2 separate regions of the Homo sapiens genome follow, and region 1 is linked to region 2. Evidence: read pairs that join two places in POLR2A ChIA-PET (ENCODE). Cell type or tissue: PC-9. All regions are shown on one strand. Each heading gives the region's core, and the rest is flanking DNA. Links, peaks and the distances in the headings are about the cores only. Region 1 has its middle 56 kb from the start of RNF38. Region 2 overlaps MELK (maternal embryonic leucine zipper kinase).

What was found. Peaks named below come from ENCODE experiments on the same cell type or tissue, not always from the same donor. Only the 100,000 strongest peaks of a DNase experiment are listed, where the experiment ranks them.
Region 1: POLR2A ChIA-PET joins it to region 2 with 16 read pairs; 4 of 35 experiments call an interaction of 5 or more read pairs at or near these places.

The regions. Positions count from the first base shown.
Region 1 is chr9:36,450,454-36,462,383 of GRCh38, forward strand. It overlaps a transcript of RNF38 not described here. Among named protein-coding and RNA genes, the nearest start is that of RNF38, 56 kb to the left of the region's middle. RefSeq lists enhancers at 8,150-8,219, 8,350-8,439. In PC-9, for the core only: no CTCF peak of the experiment used is centred there; no DNase peak of the experiment used is centred there.
Region 2 is chr9:36,578,250-36,590,179 of GRCh38, forward strand. MELK (maternal embryonic leucine zipper kinase) reads left to right here. Exons shown (of 18, transcript NM_014791.4): 2 at 3,395-3,490; 3 at 5,378-5,463; 4 at 11,287-11,403. The coding sequence starts at 3,433. Among named protein-coding and RNA genes, the nearest start is that of MELK, 11 kb to the left of the region's middle. RefSeq lists an enhancer at 6,575-7,551. In PC-9, for the core only: no CTCF peak of the experiment used is centred there; DNase peaks (open chromatin) are centred at 6,582 and 6,992; H3K27ac peaks cover 2,362 bases.

The sequences.
Region 1 (11,930 bases), core at 2,548-10,547, 130 kb before region 2:
AAATTTCTACATGTTTTAATTTCCCTCTAAAATCTATAATAACTAAACTCATGCAAACTGCAAACAAAGAATTTCAGGGAACAATTTTAAAACCAAATAAAAGCTCAAAATATAGAACTTGGTGAGTATTTCCTAACTTAATCATCACTATACCTATTCAATTCTCAAAATTAACCTAGAGCCAGGCGCAGTGGCTCATGCCTGTAATCCTAGCACTTTGGGAGGCTGAGGTGGGCGAATCACCTGAGGTCAGGAGTTTGAGAACAGCCTGGCCAACATGTTAAAACCCCGTCTCTACTAAAAATACAAAAATGGCCTGGCGTGGTGGTTCATGCCTGTAATCCCAGCTACTTGGGAGGCTGAGGCAGGAGAATCACTTGAACCCAGGAGGTGGAGGTTGCGGTAAGCCGAGATCGTGCCATTGCACTCCAGCCAAGCCCCACAGGTTGAGGCAAAAATCAATCATCACAAAAGTGAGATAACCAGACAATATGAGTCTCCTAATGACAGAACAGAACTCCCTTATGATGTAGTCTTGCATTCCCCAATTCCAAATAAAGTATACTTAAATACGACTGAACCTCTAATTCTAGCAACCAATGCAGTGCAAAGAGAAAACACAGAGGACTGTGTTAATACGCACCTTGGGAATGCAATCAGCAAAGTTCAAACTAAAAAGTTATGGAACAAACAAGCGGCTTTCTTCAACAAATAAACTGCAGTATTTTGGCCGGGCGCAGTGGCTCATGTCTGTAATCCCAGCACTTTGGGAGGCCGAGGCAGGAGGATCACTTGAGGTCAGGAGTTTGAGACCAGCCTGGCCAACATGGTGAAATCCCATCTCTACTAAAAATAGAAAAGATTAGCCAGGTGTGGTGGCACGCATCTATAATCCCAGCTACTCAGGAGGCTGAGACAGGAGAATCGCTTGAAGCCGGGAGGCTGGAGGTCGCAGTGAGCCGAGATGGCACCACTGCACTCCTGCCTGTGCAACAAGAGTGAAACTCCATCTTAAAGAAGAAAAAAAAATTGTAGTAGTTTTTTTTTTTTTTTTTTTTTTTTTTGAGACGGAGTTTCGCTTTTGTTGCTCAGGCTGGAGTGCAATGGTGCAATCTCGGTTCACAGCAACCTCCGCCTCCCAGGTTCAAGCGATTCTCCTGCCTCAGCCTCCCTAATAGCTGGGATTACAGGCATGTGCCACCATGCCCAGCTAATTTTGTATTTTTAGTAGAGACTGGGTTTCTCCATGTTAGTCAGGCTGGTCTTCAACTCCTGACCTCAGGTGATCCGCCCACCTCGGCCTCCCAAAGTGCTGGGATTACAGGCATTAGCCACTGCACCCGGCTTGCAGTATTTTTTTAATGATAAAAGGGAAAGGCAATATATAGTAAAGATTTGAGAAGCACTGTGAATCACTTACAAAGTATTAGTTGATGTGGATCCTAATTCGAGCAAACTTTTTTAAAAAAAAAACTTTTTAAGGCCAGGCGCGGTGGCTCACCCCTGTAATCCCAATACTTTGGGAGGCCAGGGAGGATGGATCACTTGAGCTCAGGAGTTCAAGAATAGCCTGGGCCACATAGTGAGATCCCATCTCTACTAAAAATTTTTTTAAAAAAAATAGACACACACGATGCCGTGTGCCTACAGTTCTAGCTACTCAGGAGGCTGAAGTGGGAGAACCACTTGAGCACCCAAGGAGTTGAAGAGTGCATTGAGCCGTGATCACACCACTGCACTCCAGCCTAGGTAACAGACTGAGCTGATGTCTTTAAAAAAACTTTAAAATGTTCTTAAAGTGGTTTTAGTATATTCACTGGGTTGTTCATCAGTCACCACTAATTCTAGAACATTTTCATCATCCCAAAAAGAAACCCTGTATCCATTAGCAGTCAGCTCTCCCCCATTCTCCCCTCCTCCAGCCCTAGATAATCATTAATTTACTTTCCCAATGAATTTGCCTATTCTAGACATTTTTACATAAATAGACGCATACTACATGTGCTCTTTTGTGTCTGGTTTCTTTCACTTAGCATGTTTTGAATGTTCATCCATGTTGTGGCATGTTAGCAAAATCTTGCTTTTTTTTTTTTTTCTTGAGATGGAGTCTCACTCTGTTGCCCAGGCTGCAGTGCAGTGGCACAATCTCAGCTCGCTGCAACCTCCACCTCCTGGTTCAAGCGACTCTCCTGCCTCAGCCTCCCAAGTAGCTGGGACTATAGGTGTGCGCCACCATGCCCAGCTAATTTTTGTATTTTTGGTAGAGATGGGGTTTTGCCATGTTGGCCAGGCTGGTCTCAAAGTCCTGGCCTCAAGTGATCCGCCTGCCCTGGCCTTCTGAAGTGATGAGATTACAGGCATGAGCCACTGCACCCGGCCAAAACCTTGTTTATTTTTATGAATAATATGCCATTGTATGGGCATACTAATTTTTGTTTATTCATCAGCGGAAGGGCATTTGAATTGTTTCTGTTTTTCAGCTATAATGAATAATGATCAATCCTGTGAACATTTGTATACAGCTTCTGTGTAGACTTACGTTTTCAATTACGTTGGGTATCTAGGAGTGGAACTGCTGGGTCACACAGTAATTCTATATTAAACTTTTTGAGGAACGGCCAAACTGTTTTCTAAAGTGGCTGCACCATTTTACATTCCCACCACCAGTCTGAATGTTCCAATTTCTCCACATCCTTGACAACGTGTTGTTGTCTGTCTTCTATTATTATAGCCATCTTAACAAGTGTGAAGTGGAAATATTATTATTATTATTATTTTGAGACAGAGTCTTGCTCTGTTGCCCTGGCTGGAGTGCACTGGCACAAACACAGCTCACTGCAGCCTCAAAGTCCCAGAACTCAAGCAATCTTGCTGCCTCAGCTTCTCCAGTAGCTGGGACCACAGGTGCATGCCACCATGTTCAGGTAATTTTTTTTTTTTTTTTTTTGAGACGGAGTCTCACTCTGTTACCCAGGCTGGAGTGCAATGGTGCGATCTCAGATCAATGCAACCTCCACCTCCTGGGTTCAAGCAATTCTCCTGCCTCAGCCTCCCAAGTAGCTGGGATTACAGGCGCACGCTGCCACGACTGGCTAATTTTCTATATTTTTAGTAGAGACGGGGTTTCACCATGTTGGCCAAGCTGGTCTTGAACTCTTGACCCCAAGTGATCCACTGCCTTGGCCTCCCAAAGTGCTGGGATTATAGGCATGAGCCACTGCGCCCGCCACTGAGCTAAGTTTTAAAAAATTTTTTGTAAAGATGAGGTCTTGCCATGTTGCACAGGCTGGTCTCGAACTCCTACTTTCAAGCAATCCTCCCGCCTCAGTTATACACAAAATAACTGATGTGAGTCATTGCACACAGCCAGAGAATAATTAGTTTTTAAGTGTGATAATGACATAGTAGTCATGTACACGATTAGAGATTCATACTGAAATATTTATAGATAAATGATATGTTGTTTAGAATCATTCAAAATAACACAAAGTAGGGATGAGGGGAGAAGGTAGAAGTGGAGATGCATAAAATTGCCACTCTAATAATTATTGAACCTTAGTAATGGGTACGCATGGGTTTGTTATACTAGTCTCTCTAAAGCTATGTTTAAGATTTTTCCATAACAAATATTAAAATGTACCTACAATACCACAAATACATAAAATTCTTTCATACTTTTTTTTTTTTTGAGACAGAGTCTCACTCTGTCACCCAGGCTGAAGTGCAGTGGCGCAATCTCGGCTCACTGCAACCTCCACCTGCCAGGTTCAAATGATTCTCCTGCCTCAGCCTCTGTTGTAACTGGGATTACAGGCATCCGCCACCATGCCTGGCTAATTTTGTTTTGTATTTTTAGTAGAGACGTGGTTTTGCCAATGTTGGCCAGGCTGGTCTAGAACTACTGACCTCAAGTAATCCGCCCACCTCGGCCTCCCAAAGTGCTGGGGTTACAGGCATGAACCACCACGCCCAGCCTCTATCATACATTTTTATACCCTAGAAAACAAAATATCATACCTATTACATTATTTCACATCTCAACATTGCACAAATATTATGTTAGGTGTTTCTGAAAACCTGAGAAAAAAATTATGCCTAATAAAAATATCAATTATACATTAATTTACTTTTTTTTTTTTTTTTTTTTGAGACGGAGTCTTACTCTGTCGCCCCGGCTGCAGTGCAGTGGCACAATCTCGGCTCACTGCAACCTCCGCCTCCCAGGTTCAAGTGATTCTCCTGCTTCAGCCTGCTTAGTAGCTGGGATTACAGGTGTTCACTACCAGGACTGGCTAATTTTCTATATTTTTAGTACAGACAGGGTTTCACCATGTTGGCCAGGCTGGTCTTGAACTCCTGACCTTAAATGATCCACCCGCCTCGGTCTCTCAAAGTGCTGGGGTTAAAGGCGTGAGCCACTGCACCCGACCTAATTTTAAATCCTGTAAACAGATTTTCAAGGTTATATATTTATGCTAGTTAACAAAAACTGTGTTGTATCCAACTAAACTTCATTTGCTACAAATGTGAAAAATCAAACTCATCAGTATTCAACTCCCATGCGTATAAAGAAACAAATTCTTAAGAACATAAACTGCAAATGCAATCTCTTTTTTTTTTTTCTGAGACACAGTCTCATTCTGTCGCCATGTGCAGAGTGCGGTGGTGCGATCTTGGCTCACTGCAACCCCCGCCTCCCAGGCTCAAGTGATTCTCATGCCTCAGCCTCCTGAGTAGCTGGGATCACAGGCACGGACCACCATGTCCAGCTAATTTTTCCTGTTTTTAGTAGAGACGGGCATTTCACTGTGTTGGCTAGGCTGGTCTCAAACTCCAGGCCTCCAGTGATCCACCTGCCTCGGCCTCCCAAAGTGCTGGGATTACAGGCATTAGCCACTGTGTCCAGCCTTGTAAATGAAATATTGTACTTTATCTCAGTTGAGAAAGTTTTGTTTCTTTAATAGTAAGCACAACACTAAAAGGAGTCAACTCTCAATTATCTCCAGAAGGAAGCTAAGGAGCAAATAGTTTAAAAGTGCACTCATTTAGCTGGACGCGGTGGCTCACGCCTATAATCCCAGCACTTTGGGAGGCCGAGGCGGGTGGATCATGAGGTCAGGAGTTCAAGACCAGCCTGGCCAAGATGGTGAAACCCCGTCTCTACTAAAAGTACAAAAATTACAGCACATCTATAATCTCAGCTAGTTGGGAGGCTGAGGCAGGAGAATCGCTTGAATCTGGGGGGCAGAGGTTGCAGTGAGCCGAGACAAGACCAGCCTGGCCAAGATGGTGAAACCCCGTCTCTACTAAAAGTACAAAAATTACAGCACGTCTATAATCCCAGCTACTCAGGAGGCTGAAGCAGGAGAATCGCTTGAATCTGGGGGGCGGAGGTTGCAGTGAGCCGAGACCACACCACTGCACTTCACCCTGGGTGACAGAGCAAGACTCCACCTCAAAAAAAAAAAAAAAAAGTGCACTAATTTAACTTAATTCATTTTTTCTTTCACAAACTGCCATTTAACCAAATCACAGAAAAGGTAGCCTTCCCATTTCTTTCTAGCATCAGAGGGAGTAAGAAGTTCCACCTGGATGAATTTTCTTGATAACAATCCAATAAATAATTTTTTTTTTGAGACAGAGTCTCGTCTGCCATCCAGGCAGTGGCGTGATCTCAGCTCACTGCAACCTCCACCTCCTGCCTCAGCAATTCTCCTTCCTCAGCCTTCCTAGTAGCTGAGATTACAGGTGTACACCACCACATCTGGCTAATTTTGTATTTTTAGTAGAAACGGGTTTCACCATGTTGGCCAGGCTGGTCTCGAACTTCTGGCCTCAGGTGATCTGCCCACCTCGGCCTCCCAAAATGCTGGGATTACAGGCGTGAGCCACAGTAGCTGGTCTCAAACAATTTTTATTTCAACCATATTTAACAGAAATTATTCCAAAATATAATATGCATTTCTGTGTGTTATAAGTCACTAAAATGCAAAGTAATTTTAAACTTTTCATGACACATAAACATCGCTAACATCAATTATCAAACTTTTTGATGCTATAGAATCTGGAAAACTAGACATCTGCTTTCATGTATCTCAGGGTCTTGGTTTTTCTCTTCAAGGATCTATCCTAGACTCTGCCTTGCCAGTGAAGGCTGTCTCTCCTGCTGGGCTGAGGGTTTCTCTGGGCCTCTTCCTGCAATTCACCTCTCAACCTACTGGACACTAAATCTAATGAATACTCATTGTTTTTCCATTCCAGGCTAGCTAGCACAAATACCCGTTATCTCCCTGAATCCAGAACTGTTATATTCTGCATTGTGCCAAGCATGAAGACCAACAGATTGGGCCATGTTGATCACTGTGCTAACTTACTTAATGGTAGATATGTTTTAGAATTATAAGATATGAGAACTTTAATAATACAAGTGTAGGAGTTCAACCTCCCTGCTTTATAGATAAGCAAAAAGCCCAGAAGATTAAGTGACTCATCCAAGGTCACTGGGTTTTTTTGTAGCAGAAAAGAACTGCTGGTTTCTAGTCCAGCTGCTTTTTGCACTACTTCATCAACACCCACATCCTACAAGATTATCATGCAATAAAGTATAAACTAATTAAGGAGCTAAATTTTGCCCTAATTCTTTAAATTCATGGATGCTGGTCCTTCCAGAAATAAAACAAAACCTTAAAATCTGATTTCTGCTAGATGAATTTATATTAAAGTAGAACTAGCTTTATCACAGGTACCTGCTTTCTTACCAAACACGAAGGCACTGAATTAATAGGAATCAATCACATTTAAACCAAACATAAGAAACAACTATCTTCAGAAACCCATACTGCATACAGGTAACACTTTGGAGTAAGGCATGCTTTAAACAGACTTCCTCTAACTGAATTTAAACCATTTAATTGGCAATTAATCTATTAATTGTAACTCTTTTCCACTGAGCTATAACAGAAAAACATGCATCTATCCCTCCAACTGAGTTCTGCTTACACCATTAGATTCTGAAAGTCTGCGATGGGCACAGACATTAATATTTACTTAAATAGTTAAAAAGCCTTTGTTGGAAATAACTTTAAAGCCCTTATGTACAAACTTTACGGTTGAAGATAATCTTTAAGGCATAGGTTCTCAAACTGAGATCCACAGGCTTAAGTTTATCAGGGGACTGGGCATGGTGGCTCACGTCTGTAATCCCAGCACTTTTGGAGACTGAGGCAGGTGGATCACTTGAGGTCGGGAGCTCAAGACCAGCCTGGCTAACATGGTGAAACCCCGTCTCTACTAAATAAACAAAAATTAACCAGGCATGGTGGTGGGCACCTGTGAGCTGAGATCACGTCACTGCACTCCAGCCTGGGTGACAGAGGGAGACTCCGTCTCCAAAAAAAAAAAAATTATCAGGGGACTTCAGGAGGTCTACAAACTCCCTAAAACTGTACACAAAATTCAGAATGTATGTGCATTTGTGCATGTGTTAGGTTGAGAAGAGCCCTAGCTTTTATCAGATCCTCAAAAGAGAACCATCATGCCAAAAAGGTTCAGAATCCTGCTTTAAGTAAACAAAGCTTTCAAGCTGTGGAGGTAAGGCAGTCCATTGATGGTTGCAGAACACACAACAAAGGTTGCCTCTCCTCACATACACCAACGCTTTTGGAATGCAGAGCCTCAATATAGTAGTAATGAGAGGTGAAGCCAGCTGGACTTCTGGGTCGGGTGGGGACTTGGAGAACTTTTCTGTCTAGCTAAAGGATTGTAAATGCACCAATCAGCGCTCTGTGTTTAAAGGATTGTAAGCACACCAATCAGCACTCTGTAAAATGGACCAGTCAGTGCTCTGTAAGATGGACCAACCAGCAGGATGTGGGCAGGGCCAAATAAGAGAATAAAAGCTGGCCACCCGAGCCAGCAGCAGCAACCCGCCTGGGTCCCCTTCCACGCTGTGAAAGCTTTGTTCTTTTGCTCTTCACAGTAGATCTTGCTGCTGCTCACTCTTTGGGTCTGCACTACCTTTATGAGCTGTAACACACACCACAAGCGTCCGCGGCTTCATTCCTGAAGTCAGCGAGACCACAAACCCACCGGGAGGAACAAACAACTCCTGACGTGCCACCTTTAAGAGCTGTAACACTCACTGCGAAGATCTGCGGCTTCACTCCTGAAGTCAGTGAGACCACGAACCCACCGGAAGGAAGTTCCGGACACATCTGAACATCTGGAGGAACAAACTCTGGACACACCATCTTTAAGAGTTGTAACACTCACCGCGAGGGTCCGCGGCTTCATTCTTGAAATCAAGAACACACCGGAAGGAATAAATTCCAGACACAGTAATATTGAGAAACCATAAGTTCACCAGTCACAAGACAGAGAGACAAGTCCACTATATATCCTGACCAACATATCGCCACATTTGGTGTCTTAACCACAGACCATCAAGACATTCTGTAAGACAGAAAGATTGCCCTCTGGCTGGACGCGGTGGATCACCTGTAATCCCAGCACTTTGGGAGGCCAGGGTGGGCAGATCACGAGGTCAAGAGATTGAGACCATCCTGGCCAACATGGTGAAACCCTGTCTCTACTAAAAATACAAAAATTAGGTGGGCGTGGTAGTGCAGGCCTGCAATCCCAGCTACTCAGGAGGCTGAGGCAGGAGAATCACTTGAACCCAGGAGGTGGAGGTTGCAGTGAGCCGAGATCACACCACTGCACTCTAGCCTGGTGACAGAGCGAGACTCTGTCTCAAAAAAAAAAAAAAAGAAAGATAAAGATTGCCCTCCACAGCTACACACTGAAAAGACTGGGAAAGGGACAGAAATGTTCTGGGGGAATCTCTAGGGTAAAGGGCCTTTCAGCAAAAACACTCCCTGAAATTACTTTATCTCAACTAGTACTAACACTTCCTGGGTATACTTAATTCAGTAACCTGTGTTAAGGCATTTACTCCTTTTATTTGTCCAAAACAAAAATCTCTCTGTCAAACATTAGGGATAGGGCATTGCCTTCATTTTGGTACACTGAGTATTTTGTATTTAGAGAATAAATCCATTATCACAATTTTATAAGCTGTGAACACAAATCCCCTTAGTGTTTTCTGACACTGAAGAATTACTTTGTATTTAACACCCTGGATATGTGAGTGTGCAAGAGAAGAGTATGTGTATGTGTGTACATACTCCATCACAGGCTACATAAAATATTAACTCTAATTATTGTATAGTGCTTACAAAGAAATCCTGCTTTCCTTCTACCACCACTAAATACTATTTTCACTTCAGAGACTTGCGGATTTTAGGAAAGTTTATTTTCATTTCCATCTTCTACTGTCATGTACAATACTGAAAATCAGTTTTAACTGATTTTAGTGTTTTCCCAAAAGAAAATTGAGAAAGGATTATTGAGTCAAGAAATCTGTGCATACAAGATACTCTGTGGCGATTAGTAACATTGTTGTATTTTACACCTATGCATTTTTAGGCTATTGCTATCCAATACTATAAGAGAAAATTTTTTAACTTAATGCAAACGAATGTTTTTCTAACTTAAACGACAGAAAATTAAATCCATTCACCAAAACTATGCTTCTTAATATCTAAAAACCCTACTTAGGGCCAAAATCAGTGCTCCCAATTAGAGATCACAAATGTAACTTTAAAAACATTTTTCTTGTGGTTTCTTAAGCTTATGATCAACTGCCTAGAAGATACTAAGAATGTTGCCTACAAGACGTTGAGGATTAAAAACAGTAAAGAGCAATAAATATACTAGAAATTCCAATTATCTAATTTATTGGCACAACTGATGGTTTACTTCTCTCGCATAAGTGACCACAGGAAGGCATAGACTAATTTAAACTTTACACAACAAACAGGAAATTCAAAAGCAGGAATAAAAAGCTTTTATCTATAGTGGTTTAGCCAAACTATCATACATATACATACTGGAGTAAATGGAGGTAACATTAAGTGTGTGTGTGCAAGTGCCTGCCCCGACCCCATCACCAAGAACAGGGTTGATCCAGAAAGTAAGGTAAATCAATGCACAGTGGTGGGAAACAGACTTTTCCTAGTCCCAGAACACTTAATGGACTGGAAGCAGCAACTAGCTTAATCAGTGACATTCACACATATAAAGAAAAAAAGGAGCCAGGCGCGGTGGCTCACTCCCATAATCCCAGCACTTTGGGAGGCCAAGGCAGGCAGATCAGCTGAGGTTCGGAGTTCAAGACCAGCCTGACCAACGTGGAGAAACCCCATCTCTACTAAAAATACAAAATTAGCCAGGCGTGGTGGCACATGCCTGTAATCCCAGCTACTCAGGAGGCTGAGGCAGAAGAATCGCTTGAACCCAGGAGGTGAAGGTTGCAGCGAGCCGAGATTGCACCATTGCACTCCAGCCTGGGCAACAAGAGGGAAACTCTCTCAAAAAAAAAAAAAAAAAAAAAGAAAGAAAGAAAGAAAAAAAAGGAGGCTGGTCGCGATGGCTCACAACTGTAATTCCAACACTTTGGGAGGCCAAAGCAGGTGGATCACCTGAGATTAGAAGTTCAAGACCAGCCTGGCCAACATGGGGGAAACCCCGTATCTACTAAAAAATACAATAATTAGCTGGGTGTGGTGGTGCACACCTGTAATCCCAGCTACTTGGGAGGCTGAGGCAGGAGAATTGCTTGAACCTGGGAGGCGGAGATTGCGGTGAGCCAAGGCTGCACCACTGCACTGCACTCCAGCCTGGGCAACAAGAGCAAAACTCCATCTCAAAACAAACAAACAAACAAACAAAAACTCTGGGTCAGGGATGTTAAAGCCATGAATGAGTAGTGGTAAGCTGTATGCTATAAAGGAAAAAGAAAACCAGAATACAATGACAGAGCAGAGAGGTAAAACCTTCTTTAGACTGAGTAGTCAAGGAAGGCCTCAGAAGAAAGCTGAGAGCTCAGGGATGAGAAGGAGCTGAGTACTCAAAGGGTAGAACAAGAGTGTTCTATGCAGAGAAAACAGCCTGGAAGAGACAGGAAAAACTGTAAATTCAAGTGCAATGGGATGCCACTGAATAGTTTAAGTAACCATGTGACCCATTCTTTCAAAAGCTTTCTCTGGCTGCTATGCAGAGAAAAAAATTGGAGACCAGACAAGTGTGAAGACCAGCTGAAAGGCTACTGTGGCAGTTCAGGGGGAGAGATGGGATAGCTTCAGTGAAAAGAGGTGAAACAATACAAAATACATTCTGGAGATGTGCTGGAAAGGACAAGAATGTGGTGGGGAGTGGTGTGTAAGAAAAACAAAGGTGCCAAAAATGACTCCTAGATTCCTGGTTTAAGCATTTCCGATGGAAAAAACTAAGGGGAGAAATAGTTTTGCAGATAATAATTTCAGTTTGGACATGTGAAGTATGAACTCCCTATAAAATACAAATTTGGGGATTCTCAGCACATAAATGATATTTAAATCCTTGGGAACAAATGCTATCATCCAGAAAACACAGAAGAGAGATGAAGAAACAGGCCCAAGCCCTGAGGAACTCAAACATGCAGTGACCGGGAAAAGAGGTTGGCAAAAAGTATATGCAAAGGTAAGAGGAAAACAAGGATTATGAGATTACAGAAGCCAACAGGCTGGGATCCAAGAAAGAGGATAAATTACGTGGATAACTCTGGTAAGAGATGCAGTAAGATGTGGTCTGAATATCCACTGGTTTGGCAACCCACCATTATGGATGACCTTGGCAGAGCAGTTTCAGGGAACTGGAATAAAGGATTAAGTCAAAGAGGGCTGAAGGGTGACTGACTATACACCAACCAGCCTGTATGCAACTTAGCAAACTTCCCAACTATCACCAAGATGCAGGTAAATCACCTCATCTCTCTCCTGCTCTACCGTAACAGCCTCCAACTGCTTTTCCTGCTTCAATCCTTACCCTCC
Region 2 (11,930 bases), core at 2,387-10,386:
TTTTTCCTTCACCTCATGGCTAATCAATTGTCCCAGCTCCAGAGCTGCATTTCCATCACCTGTTACCTCTAAAAGCAGCCTCAGTTCAGTACCTGTCAACTTTTACTTCCTCTAGGATCTTTGCACCTAAATTCCCTCTTTCTGGAATATTCTCCGTCTATTTCTTTGTGGGCTATGACTGTTAAGGCCTACAGACCAAAGACCACATCTGTAGTAAAAATCATTAGATGTATTTAGTTTGCTGCGCAAGAGAAACCATACTCTTGAGAATTTTGGGTAGTCTCAGAGTGAGTTGAAAGGGGCAGAATGAGGGAAGAATGAGGTGGGCCTGAGGATGTCATTGAAGACAATGAAGTCAGTCAAATAAAGGATCTTTATTTTAACAGCCTTGTATGGAAACATTGTTTATATGGTTATGTTCAGATTCTATTGAAACCATTGTTCAAGTTTTGATAGGAATATCACAGTCTGATTACTGGCAGGGCTGATTTTCTCAATTCTCATCCTTTGAATTAGAGCTTGGCTTAAATGTTACCTTCTCAGAAACCACTGTTGCTTATTTTTATTTCAGTATTTAGTATAGATAATAATAATAGTAATTATTATTTTTTGAGACAGAATCTTGCTTTGTCTCCCAGGCTGGAGTGCAGTGGCACGATCTTGGCTCACTGCAACCTCTGCCTCCTGGGTTCAAGCAATTCTCCTGCCTCAGCCTCCCGAGTAGCTGGGATTGCAGGCGCACACCACAAGGCCTGGCTAATTTATTTATATATTTATTTATTTATTTATTTTTGTGAGATGGAATTTCGCTCTTGTTGCCCAGGCTGGAGTGCAGTGGCACGATCTCGGCTCACTGCAACCTCCGTCTCCTGGGTTCAAGCAGTTCTCCTGCCTCAGCCTCCCGAGTAGCTGGGATTAGAGGCATGTGGCACCACACCTGGCTAATTTTGTATTTTTAGTAGAGACGGGGTTTCACCATGTTGGTCAGGCTGGTCTCGAACTCCCGACCTCAGGTGATCTGCCCGTCTTGGCCTCCCAAAGTGCTGGGATTACAGGCATGAGCCACCGCGCCCAGCCTAATTTTTATATTTTTTAGTAGAGACCGGGTTTTACTATGTTGGCCAGGCTGGTCCCGAACTCCTGACCTCGTGATCCGCCCACCCTGGCCTCCCAAAGTGCTGGGATTATAGGCGTGAGCCTCTGCACCCGGCCTATAAATTATAAGTATTAATTTGTTGTCTACTTATTTGCCTTTTGTCTTCTCCACTAGAATATACACTCCATGAGGGCAGAATCATATTTCTTCTCCATTATAGCCCTAGTGCCAAGGGCAGGTTTGGCATATCATAGGTGCTCAGTAAATATCTGTATGAATAAATGAATAAGAGCAAATTCAAGAGTTTTCTAGAACTGCATTAGCAGTTTTTCCAGACACACTGCTGATCTCTAAAAGTCAACCACGAGGTTATTTTCCACAAGTAAGATGGAGATGGTATGAGTGTGACTTTGTATATTAATGTGCATAACAGGGCCCTACTTAGCTCTATGGTTTTTAAAAAATAAACTACTTAATTTTAAAACTCAGGGAGACAAAATCAATAAGATCTACCTAATTTTTTTTACAACTAATTTTTATTTATTATTTGATGTATAATTAACAGTATATGTAACCCACATAAGTTGTGAAGCATAATAATAAAATACATATCATATACATAATAAAATTGTGTATGACTGGGGTCTTAGTTTGGGTTTTCCTGATGACTACTGATAATTTTTTCATGTCTTCTTTTTTTTTTTTTTTTTTTTTTATTTTGAGACAGAATCTCGCTCCGTTGCCCAGGCTGGAGTGCAGTGGCGTGATCTCGGCTCACTGCAACCTCTGCCTCCTGCCTCAGCCTCCCAAGTAGGTGGAACTACAGGCGCGTGCCACCACCCCTGGCTAATTTTTTATAGCTTTAGCAGAGACAGGGTTTTATGATGTTAGCCACAATGGTCTCCATTTCCTGACCTTGTGATCCACCCGCCTCGGCCTCCCAAAGTGTGGGGGTTACAGGCGTGAGCCACCGCACCCGGCCTTTTTTTTTGAGACGGAGTTTCACTCTTGTTGCCCGGGCTGGAGTGCAATGGCACAATCTCAGCTTACTGCAACCTCCGCCTCCCAGGTTCAAGTGATTCTCCTGTCTCACCCTCCCAAGTAGCTGGGATTACAGGCTCCTGCCACCATGCCTGGCTAATTTGTGTATTTTTAGTAGAGACGGGTTTCGTCATGTTGGTCAGGCTGGTCTCGAACCCTGACCTCAGGTGATCTACCCTCCTCAGCCTCCCAAAGTGCTGGGATTACAGGTGTGAGCCACCTTGCCCAGCTTCGTGTCTTTTTTTTTTAAATTATTTTTTCTTCAGGTAGCCTCCCGAGCCAGAGTAGGCTCAGAGACACCCTTTTCCATGTTTTTGTTGGCCATTTGTGTTTCTTTGAGAAATTTTTTTTTTTTTTTTTGAGACAAAGTCTGGCTGTTTCGCCCAGGCTAGAGTGCAATGGCACGATGTCGGCTCACTGCAACCTCCACCTCCCGGGTTCAAGCGATTCTCCTGCATCAGCCTCCCAAGTAGCTGGGATTACAGGTGAATGCCACCCCGCTTGGCTAATGTTTTGTATCTTTAGTAGAGATGGGGTTTCACCATGTTGGCCAGGCTGGTCTCGAACTCATGATCTCGTGATCTGCCTGCCTTGGCCTCCCAAAGTGCTGGGATTACAGGCGTAAGCCACCATGCCCGGCTGAGAAAAGTTTTTTGTATCATTTGCTTATTTTGCTGTTGAGTTTTTCTTATTGTTTTGTCAGAGTTTATGTGTTTCCTGTGTACATCCACTATTATATTTGTTGCAAGTATCTTCTCACATTTATGGTTTTCTTTTTTTGATGGTGTCTTTGGTTGTATAGAAGTGCTTAGTTTTATTTTTATTTTTTTTATAGATGTGGTCTTGCTATGTTGCCCAGGCTGGCCTCGAACTCCTGGGCTCAAGCTGTCCTCCCAAGTGGCTGACAACACACGCACCACTGTGCCCAGCTGAAGTTCTTAATTTTAATGTTGTTTAATATATTAATTTTTTTCATTATTATTATTAGTACTTTATTTAAGTGATCCTCTCCTATCCTGAAATAATGACAATATTCTTTAAAAAGTTTTAAAGGTTTATGTTTCATACTTTTTAAGTCTATCTGGAATTCATTTTTATGTATGGTGTGAGATAAGAATCCTTTTTTTCATATGGCCAATAATCAGTTTTTTCAGTATCATGTAAATGCATAAGACTTATTTAGATTTGCAGTTACAAGAATGGAGGAGATGATCCGGTATTATTTCCTTTATTGATTATGTACTCTCTGTCTTCTAGGTTCTTTTTCTAATTCCAAATAAACTTGCAAGAGGACTATGAAAGATTATGATGAACTTCTCAAATATTATGAATTACATGAAACTATTGGGACAGGTAATTGTTATTTTTTTTTGGAGGCAGTGGATAGATCAACTATTTGAGAGTATAGATTATTTGGGTAGGTGTGAGCTTTTTCGTCTAACCCACACAGTTTTAAAATTCTTCTACCTACTTCAGTAAGAAAAAGTGGAGCAAGCAGAGAGGAGAATAGTAGGAGAAGCCCTGTAGGTTATTGCAAGGACTTTGACTTTTATTCTAAATAATTTATTCTAAATATTTCTTTTATTTCTTTTTTTTTTTGAGACGGAGTCTCACTCTGTCGCCCAGGCTGGATGGAGTGCAGTGGCGCGATCTTGGCTCACTGCAAGCTCTGCCTCCCGGGTTCACGCCATTCTCCTGCCTCAGCCTCCCAAGTAGCTGGGACTACAGGCGCTCGCCATGCCTGGCTAATTTTTTGTATTTTTAGTAGAGACGGGGTTTCACCGTGTTAATCAGGATGGTCTCGATCTCCTGACCTCGTGATCCACCCGCCTCGGCCTCCCAAAGTGCTGGGATTACAGGCATGAGCCACCGCGCCCAGGCTTCTTTTATTTCTTGACTTTTATTCTAAATTAAAGTCATTGGAGAGTTTTGAGTTAAGGGGTAATTTGACCTTTGTTTTTACAGAGTTGCTGTGGCTGCTTGGTAGATAAAAGGTTGGATGAAGGAGGGCAAGAGCAGAGGCAGGGAGATGTTAGCAGACTATTGCGATAATTCAGGTGTTGATGCTAGAGATGATGGTGGTGTGGATGAGGGTGATGTAAAAGCAGTGAAAGGGGTGGGACATTTTACACACACATATGTACACACCTATGTGTGTATGTTTTTATTAAGGTATAACATATAGTAAAATATGCAAAGTGCAATAATCTCAGTGGAGTTTTACACATATATATGTATACACATACCCATATATTCCCTGTGCGGATCAAGACATAGACCGTTTCCAGGGAGTATCTGCCTGCTTTCCCCCAAGGTAGCCATTGATATATTTTGAGGACAGAGCTAATGGGATTTATTGATGGGTTGGAGTGCTAGAGAAAGAGAAGGGCTAAGGATGGTTCCAGGGTTTTTGGCCTGAGCACCAGGGAAAATGGAGTTGCCCTTTGTTGAAAGGAAGAAGACCATGGGAGAGACTACTAGGAAGTTCTTTTTGGAAATGTTAATTTGGGGATTTCTTTTAGCTGCCTGAGTGGAGACATTTGTCCAGCTTTTGGTTCAGTTTTGAAAAATAATTGCTTATCTTCAAAGTTTTTTTTTTTTTTTGGAGATGGAGTCTTGCTCTGTCGCCCAGGCTGGAGTGCAGTGGTGCGATCTCGGGTCACTGCAAGCTCCACCTCCTGGGTTCATGCCATTCTCCTGCCTCAGCCTCCCGAGTAGCTGGGACTACAGGTGCCCGCCACCATGCCAGGCTAATTTTTTGCATTTTTAGTAGAGACGGAGTTTCACTGTGTTAGCCAGGATGGTCTCGATCTCCTGACCTTGTGATCCGCCCGCCTCGGTCTCCCAAAGTGCTGGGATTACAGGCGTGAGCCACCGCGCCCGGCCTCAAATATTTAAAACTGAGTGGAAGTTTCATATAATTTGTCTTTGGCCTCAGCAACTTTATATTGTGTTCTAGCAGTGTTAATTATAAAGGAAATTTAATTGCAGGATTATTCATAAAGCAGATTTCTAAAGTGAGTTCTGTTTTTTTTTTATTACAAAGTTTGAGATACACTATCATGGTTAAAAAAAAAAAAACCTTCAGCTAGACATTGGATAACAAGCAGCAACAGGAAAAAAAAGCCACAAACTTCTAGGAAAATTTGGCTTGATAGAGTCTTTTAAAATTATTATATATAAAAAGGTGTTTGTGCCTGAGTCCTTGCTTATGCTTTCATAATACATTTTCCTACTTAGGTGGCTTTGCAAAGGTCAAACTTGCCTGCCATATCCTTACTGGAGAGATGGTAGCTATAAAAATCATGGATAAAAACACACTAGGGGTAAGTTTAGATTTATTTAAAAAATAGTCCACTTATAGATCAGTTTCGTGAATTAAAACCTGAATTGTTCTAATGTTCTAGTTACTGCTCTTAGAATAATATTTTTATACCTTTTAAAAAACGTATAGATCTGTGGTTTTAAAAAGTAATCTGGGGGAAGGGATTACTTTGTTCTTCAGATTTTAACGCAGTGCAGTGGGACATATTTGAAGTCTGTAGCATCCATCTGCAGTCTGTAGTCTGTAGGTGTTTCTGGATATTAATGTGTCCCATCTTTCTTTTCTTTTCTTTATTATTTTTTATTTTTTTTTGAGACGGAGTCTCGCTCTGTCGCCCAGGCTGGAGTACAGTGGCGCGATCTCGGCTCACTGCAAGCTCCGCCTCCCGGGTTCACGCCATTCTCCTGCCTCAGCCTCCCGAGTTGCTGGGACTACAGGCGCCCGCCACTACGCCCGGCTAATTTTTTGTATTTTTAGTAGAGACGGGGTTTCATCGTGTTAGCCAGGATGGTCTCAATCTCCTGACCCCGTGATCTGCCCGCCTCGGCCTCCCAAAGTGCTGGGATTACAGTCGTGAGCCACCGCGCCCGGCCTCTTTTCTTTTCTTTACTTTTTTTTTTTTTTGAGACGGAGTTTTGCTCTGTCGCACAGGCTGGAGTGCAGTGGCGCGATCTTGGCTCACGGCGACCTCCGCCTCCCAGGTTCACGCCATTCTCCTGCCTCAGCCTCCTGAGTAGCTGGGACTACAGGTGCCCGCCACCATGCCTGGCTAATTTTTTTGTATTTTTTTTTTTTTTTTTTTTAGTAGGGATGGGATTTCACTATGTTAGCCAGGATGGTCTCGATCTCCAGACCTCGTGAACCGCGTGCCTCGACCTCCCAAAGTGCTGGGATTACAGGCGTGAGGCACCGCGCCCGGCCCCATCTTTATTTTCTTATGATACTCTTACTAAATATAAATCATTTTGGTACTATAGATAGGCAAATAGATAAATATTATGTCCTAGCTTTTTTTTTTTTTTTTTTGAGACAGTCTCACTTTGTTGCCCAGGCTGGAGTGCAGTTGCACAATCACAGCTCACTGCAGCCTGTACCTGCTGGGCTTAAGTGATCCTCCCACCTCAGCCTCCTGAGTGGGTGTGACCAGAGGCACATGCCACTATGCTTGCCTAATTTTTAAACATTTTTCTAGAAACAAGGTCTTACTCTGTTGCCCAGGGTGGTCTCAAACTCCTGGCCTCAAGCAGTCTTCCCATCTCAGCTTCCCAAAGTACAGGGTATGTAGGGGTGAGCCACTGTACTTGGCCTGTCCCAGCATTTTATTCAAAATGGCTTTAGAAGTTATCTAATTAAATCCTTTTCCAAATCAGCCTCTTTTTCCTCTATGTGAATTCTTCCAGGGGGAACAGCTTGTTATCTCCTAAAGCAGCCCATTCAGTTTGTGGTCTTGGCTACAATGTATAAAAAGTTATTTTTATGTTGAGATAAAGCCTGTCTCTTTTGGTGGTTTTTCTGGGGCTTCTGTACCCATTCCAGTGTTTGAAGTCACCTTGAGTCATCTTTTTTTTCTAATTCCTTCTACCATTCTTTGTTTTTTTTTTTTTTTTTTTTTTTGAGATGGAGTCTTGCTCTGTCACCAGGCTGGAATGCAGTGGTGCGATCTCGGCTCACTGCGACCTCTGCCTCCTGGGTTCAAATGATTCTCCTGCCTCAGCCACCTGAGTAGCTGGTACTACAGGCGTGTGCCACCATGTCCAGCTAATTTTTGTATTTTCAGTAGAGACAGGATTTCATCATGTTGGTCAGGCTGGTCTCGAACTCCTGACCTCAAGTGATGCACCCACCTCGGCCTCCTAAAGTGCTGGGATTACAGGTGTGAGCTACCACTCCCAGCCTAACATTTTGTAATTGTCCTTAATTATCAAACATAAAAAATAATTTTTGGTTGGGTGTGGTGGCTCATCCCTGTAATTCCAGCACTTTGGGAAGCTGAGGCCAGAGGATTGCTTGAGGCCAGGAGTTCGAGACTAGCCTGGGCAATATGGCAAGTCTTGTCCCTACAAAAAATAAAAAAAATTTAGCCAGGTGTGGTTGTGCATGCCTGTAGTCCCAGCTACTTGGGAGGTGGTGGTGGGAGGGTCCCTTGAGCCTAGGAGGTTGAGGCTACAGTGAGCTGTGATTGCACCACTGCACTCTAGCCTGGGCAACAGAGCAAGATCTTGTCTAAAAAAAGTTTTTTTTTGATGTTTTTATTGTTGGAATGAGATAGGGCTTAATATTAATTGTTACCTACTTTTTTAATTGTTAAAGATATAAGTTCTGATTAACACATAAATAAGTCAAAGGGAGCCAGGCACTGTGGCTCACACCTGTAATCCCAGAACTTTGGGAGAACAAGGTGGGTGGATTGCCTGAGCTCAGGAGTTTGAGACCAGCCTGGGCAACAAGGTGAAAGCCCTTCTCTACGAAAAATACAAAAAATTTCGCTGGACATGGTGGTACACACCTGTAGTCCCAGCTACTTGCGGGGCTGAGGTGGGAAGATCACTTGAGTCTGGGAGGTTGGGCTGCAGTGAGCCGAGATGGTGCCGCTGCACTCCAGACTGGATGACAGAACAAGACCCTGTCTCCAGAAAAAAAAAAAAAAAGTCAAAGAGTATGTAAGTAGTTTTGTTACAGCAATGTCATTAAATCATTTGAATTTCTTCCTAAATATATGCTAAAATCATACAATGACCAGTATAAGAAATTATTTTTAATTATCTGTCAGTGGACAATTCAGGCTTTCCTCCAGTTTTTTTGTTTTATTCAATTTTTTGTTTTCTATTTATTAATCTAAGAAAAAAGCATTAAAACCATTTTTCTTGAGCATTTAAACATGAGTATCAATTAGATTAATTCCCTTAAGCAGTTTAAATTTCAGTTATAACTTTAGTATGACTTACTTTAACACTTCAAATACTTAAATAGCAAACAAAATGTTATTACAAAATGTGTTATCACACTGATGCTCAAAACTTATTCTAAAGCGTAATATGACATTAATTCATGATTTCTAAACTTGTTTTTATATTTTCTGTTGTTATTATGCTCATTTTAGTTATTTTCTAGGATTTTAATAATATTTTGATTACTTCCATGGTTTTATTTATTTATTTATTTATTTTTGAGATGGAGTCTTGCTCTGTCACCCAGGCTGGAGTGCAGTGGCACGATCTCGGCTCACTGCAAGCTCTGCCTCCCAGGTTCACGCCATTCTCCTGCCTCAGCCTCCAGAGTAGCTGGGACCACCACGCCCAGCTAATTTTTTTGTATTTTTAGTAGAGACGGGTTTTCACCGTGTTAGCCAGGATGGTCTCGATCTCCTGACCTCTTGGTCCGTCTGCCTCAGCCTCTCAAAGTGCTGGGATTACAGGTGTGAGCCACCACGCCTGGCCGATTACTTCCATGGTTTTAGTCATCAGGCTTCCTCCCCACAAAGAAAGAAGATTATCATACCAAGATAGTGAAAGTTACAGTTGATTCTTTGTCAAGACATGATATCTAGTTGCATAGTCCTGGATAACTGGGTCCTGAGACACTGGCCATTAAGACGGAGTCCCTTTTTATTTTATTTGTTTTTCAAGATGGAGTCTTGCTTTGTCACCCAGGCTGGAGTGCAGGGGTGTGATCTCAGCTCACTGCAACCTCTGCCTCCTGGGTTCGAGCAATTCTCCTGCCTCAGCCTCCCATGTAGTTGGGATTACAGGTGCCTGCCACCATGCCTGGCTAATTTTTGTATTTTTAGTAGAGACGGGATTTTACCATTTTGGCCAGGCTTGTCTTGAACTCCTGACCTCGTGATCCGCCTGCCTCGGCCTCCCAAAGTGCTGGGATTACAGGCATGAGCCACTGTAGAGCCCCCCCGCCTTTTTTTTTCTGATACGGAGTTTCGCTCTTGTTGCCCAGGCTGGAGTGCAATGGCAACCTCCGCCTCCTGGGTTCAAGCGATTCTCCTGCCTCAGCCTCCTGAGTAGCTGGGATTACAGGCATGTGCCACCACGCCCAGCTAATTTTGTATTTTTTTTTTTTTTAATTTTTTCGATACAGAGTCTCGCTGTGTCCCCAGGCTGGAGTGCAGTGGCACGATCTCGGCCACTCCCAGGTTCAAGTGATTCTCCTTGCTTCAGCCTTTCAAGTAGCTGGGATTACAGGCACCCGCCACCATGCCTGGCTAATTTTTTCGTGTGTGTTTTTATTAGAGATGGGTTTTCACCATGTTGGCCAGGCTGATCTTGAACTCCTGACCTCGCGATCTGCCCGCCTCAGCCTCTCAAAAGTGCTGCAATTACAGGTGTGAGCCACCACACCCAATCAGAGTCCTTTTTTTTTTGAGATGGAGTTTTGCTCTTGTTTCCCAGGCTGGATCGATCTCGGCTCACCGCAACTTCCACCTCCAGGGTTCAAGCAATTCTCCTGCCTCAGCCTCCAGAGTAGCTGGGATTACAGACATGCGCCACCATGCCCGGCTAATTTTGTATTTTTAATTTTGTGTTTTTAGTAGAGACGGGCTTTCTCCATGTTGGCCAGGATGGTCCTGAACTCCTGACCTCAGTTGATCTGCCCACCTTGGCCTCCCAAAGTGCTGGGATTACAGGCATGAGCCACCGCGCCTGGCCCAGAGTCCCTCCCTTTTTTTTTTTTTTGAGACGGAGTTTCGCTCTTGTTGCCCAGGCTGGAGTGCAGTGGCATGATCTCGGCTCACCGCAACCTCCACCTCCTGGGTTCAAGCAATTCTCCTGCCTCAGCCTCCCGAGTAGCTGGGATTACAGCCATGCGGCACCATGCCTGGCTAATTTTATATTTTTAGTAGAGATGGGGTTTCTCCATGTTGGTCAGGCTGGTCTCAAAGTCCCAACCTCAGGTAGTCCGCCCACCTTAGCCTCCCAAAGTGCTGGGATTATACGCGTGATCCACTGCGCCCTGCCTCAGGGTCCCTTTTTATAATGAAGTTTTACTTGTTACTTGATGATATCTCTAGGCTTCTGTCCTTTAAAGTTTTTTCAGCTTGGCTTATCTTCCTCTCCCCACCCAACTTTTTATTTTGAAAGTTTCAAGACCTCAGAAAAGATTGGAGACTGAGACAGTGAATACCCATATACCTTTCACCTAAGTTCACTGGTTTTTTGCTCAGCATGCTTCTTAAACGGTGTTGCTGAGGCTGAAAGTGGTAGCTCAGGCATGATGACTGAGTAGTGTTTCTGTCATTTTCCTTGTTTGGAATGCTAACCTTCTAAGGAGTCTGAGATTGTTTTCTGGATGTTGTACTGTTGACCCACATTGAACCTGTCTTTCATAAAATCTCCAATGCCCTTTTTATGCACATGCAAATAAATTTTGCTATATTTTTCTGTAGTGTTGAACAGTTTTTGGGGGGCTTTTTGATAGCTTTTGCTACTTAGTATTTTTTTTTTTTGAAACAGAGTCTTGCTCTGTTGCCCAGGCGGGAGTGCAGTGGCGCAATCTCGGCTCACTCCAAGCTCCGCCTCCCGGATTCACGCCATTCTCCTGCCTCAGCCTGCTGAGTAGCTGGGACTACAGGCTCCTGCCACCACGCCCGGCTAATTTTTTTGTAGTTTTAGTGAGACAGGGTTTCATCGTGTTAGCCAGGATGGTCTCGATTTCCTGACCTCATGATCCGCCCGCCTCGGCCTCCCAAAGTGCGGGATTACAGGTGTGAGCCACCGTGCCCGGCCAGCTACTTAGTATTAAAGCTGTTAGTATTGGAGCTTGGAACACCACCTGAATAAGTTTATTGCTCATTCCATATGATGTTTTGTCACAGAGTGATTTGCCCCGGATCAAAACGGAGATTGAGGCCTTGAAGAACCTGAGACATCAGCATATATGTCAACTCTACCATGTGCTAGAGACAGCCAACAAAATATTCATGGTTCTTGAGGTTAGTAGTATGTTCCAGATACCTGAAAACATTTGATCACTTTATCAATAGTAAAAGAGAAAAGTACATTTCACCTGAAAGATTAGAAGAGATGTTAAGCGACTTACCTGTTTTGTTCCATTTGTAACAATTTAGATTAAATAGATGTATATAATAAGTTGGAGATTCAATGTAAATGTCATTTTTCTAATACACCCCTAATGGGGTAGTATGGTTTACTAGATAGAATATGTTAGAATTTTCTCCTAGAGGGAAGGACTCATTCTAGTTTTTTTTTTTTTTTTTTTGAGACGGAATTTCGCTCTGTCGCTCAGGCTGAAGTGCAGTGATGCCATCTCTGCTCACTGCACCCTCCACCTCCCGAGTTCACGCCATTCTCCTGCCTCAGCCTCCTGAGTAGCTGGGACTACAGGCGCCCACCACCATGCCCGGCTAATTTTTTATATTTTTAGTAGAGACGGGGTTTCACGTGTTAGCCAGGATGGTCTCAATCTCCTGACCTTGTGATCTGCCCTCCTCGGCCTCCC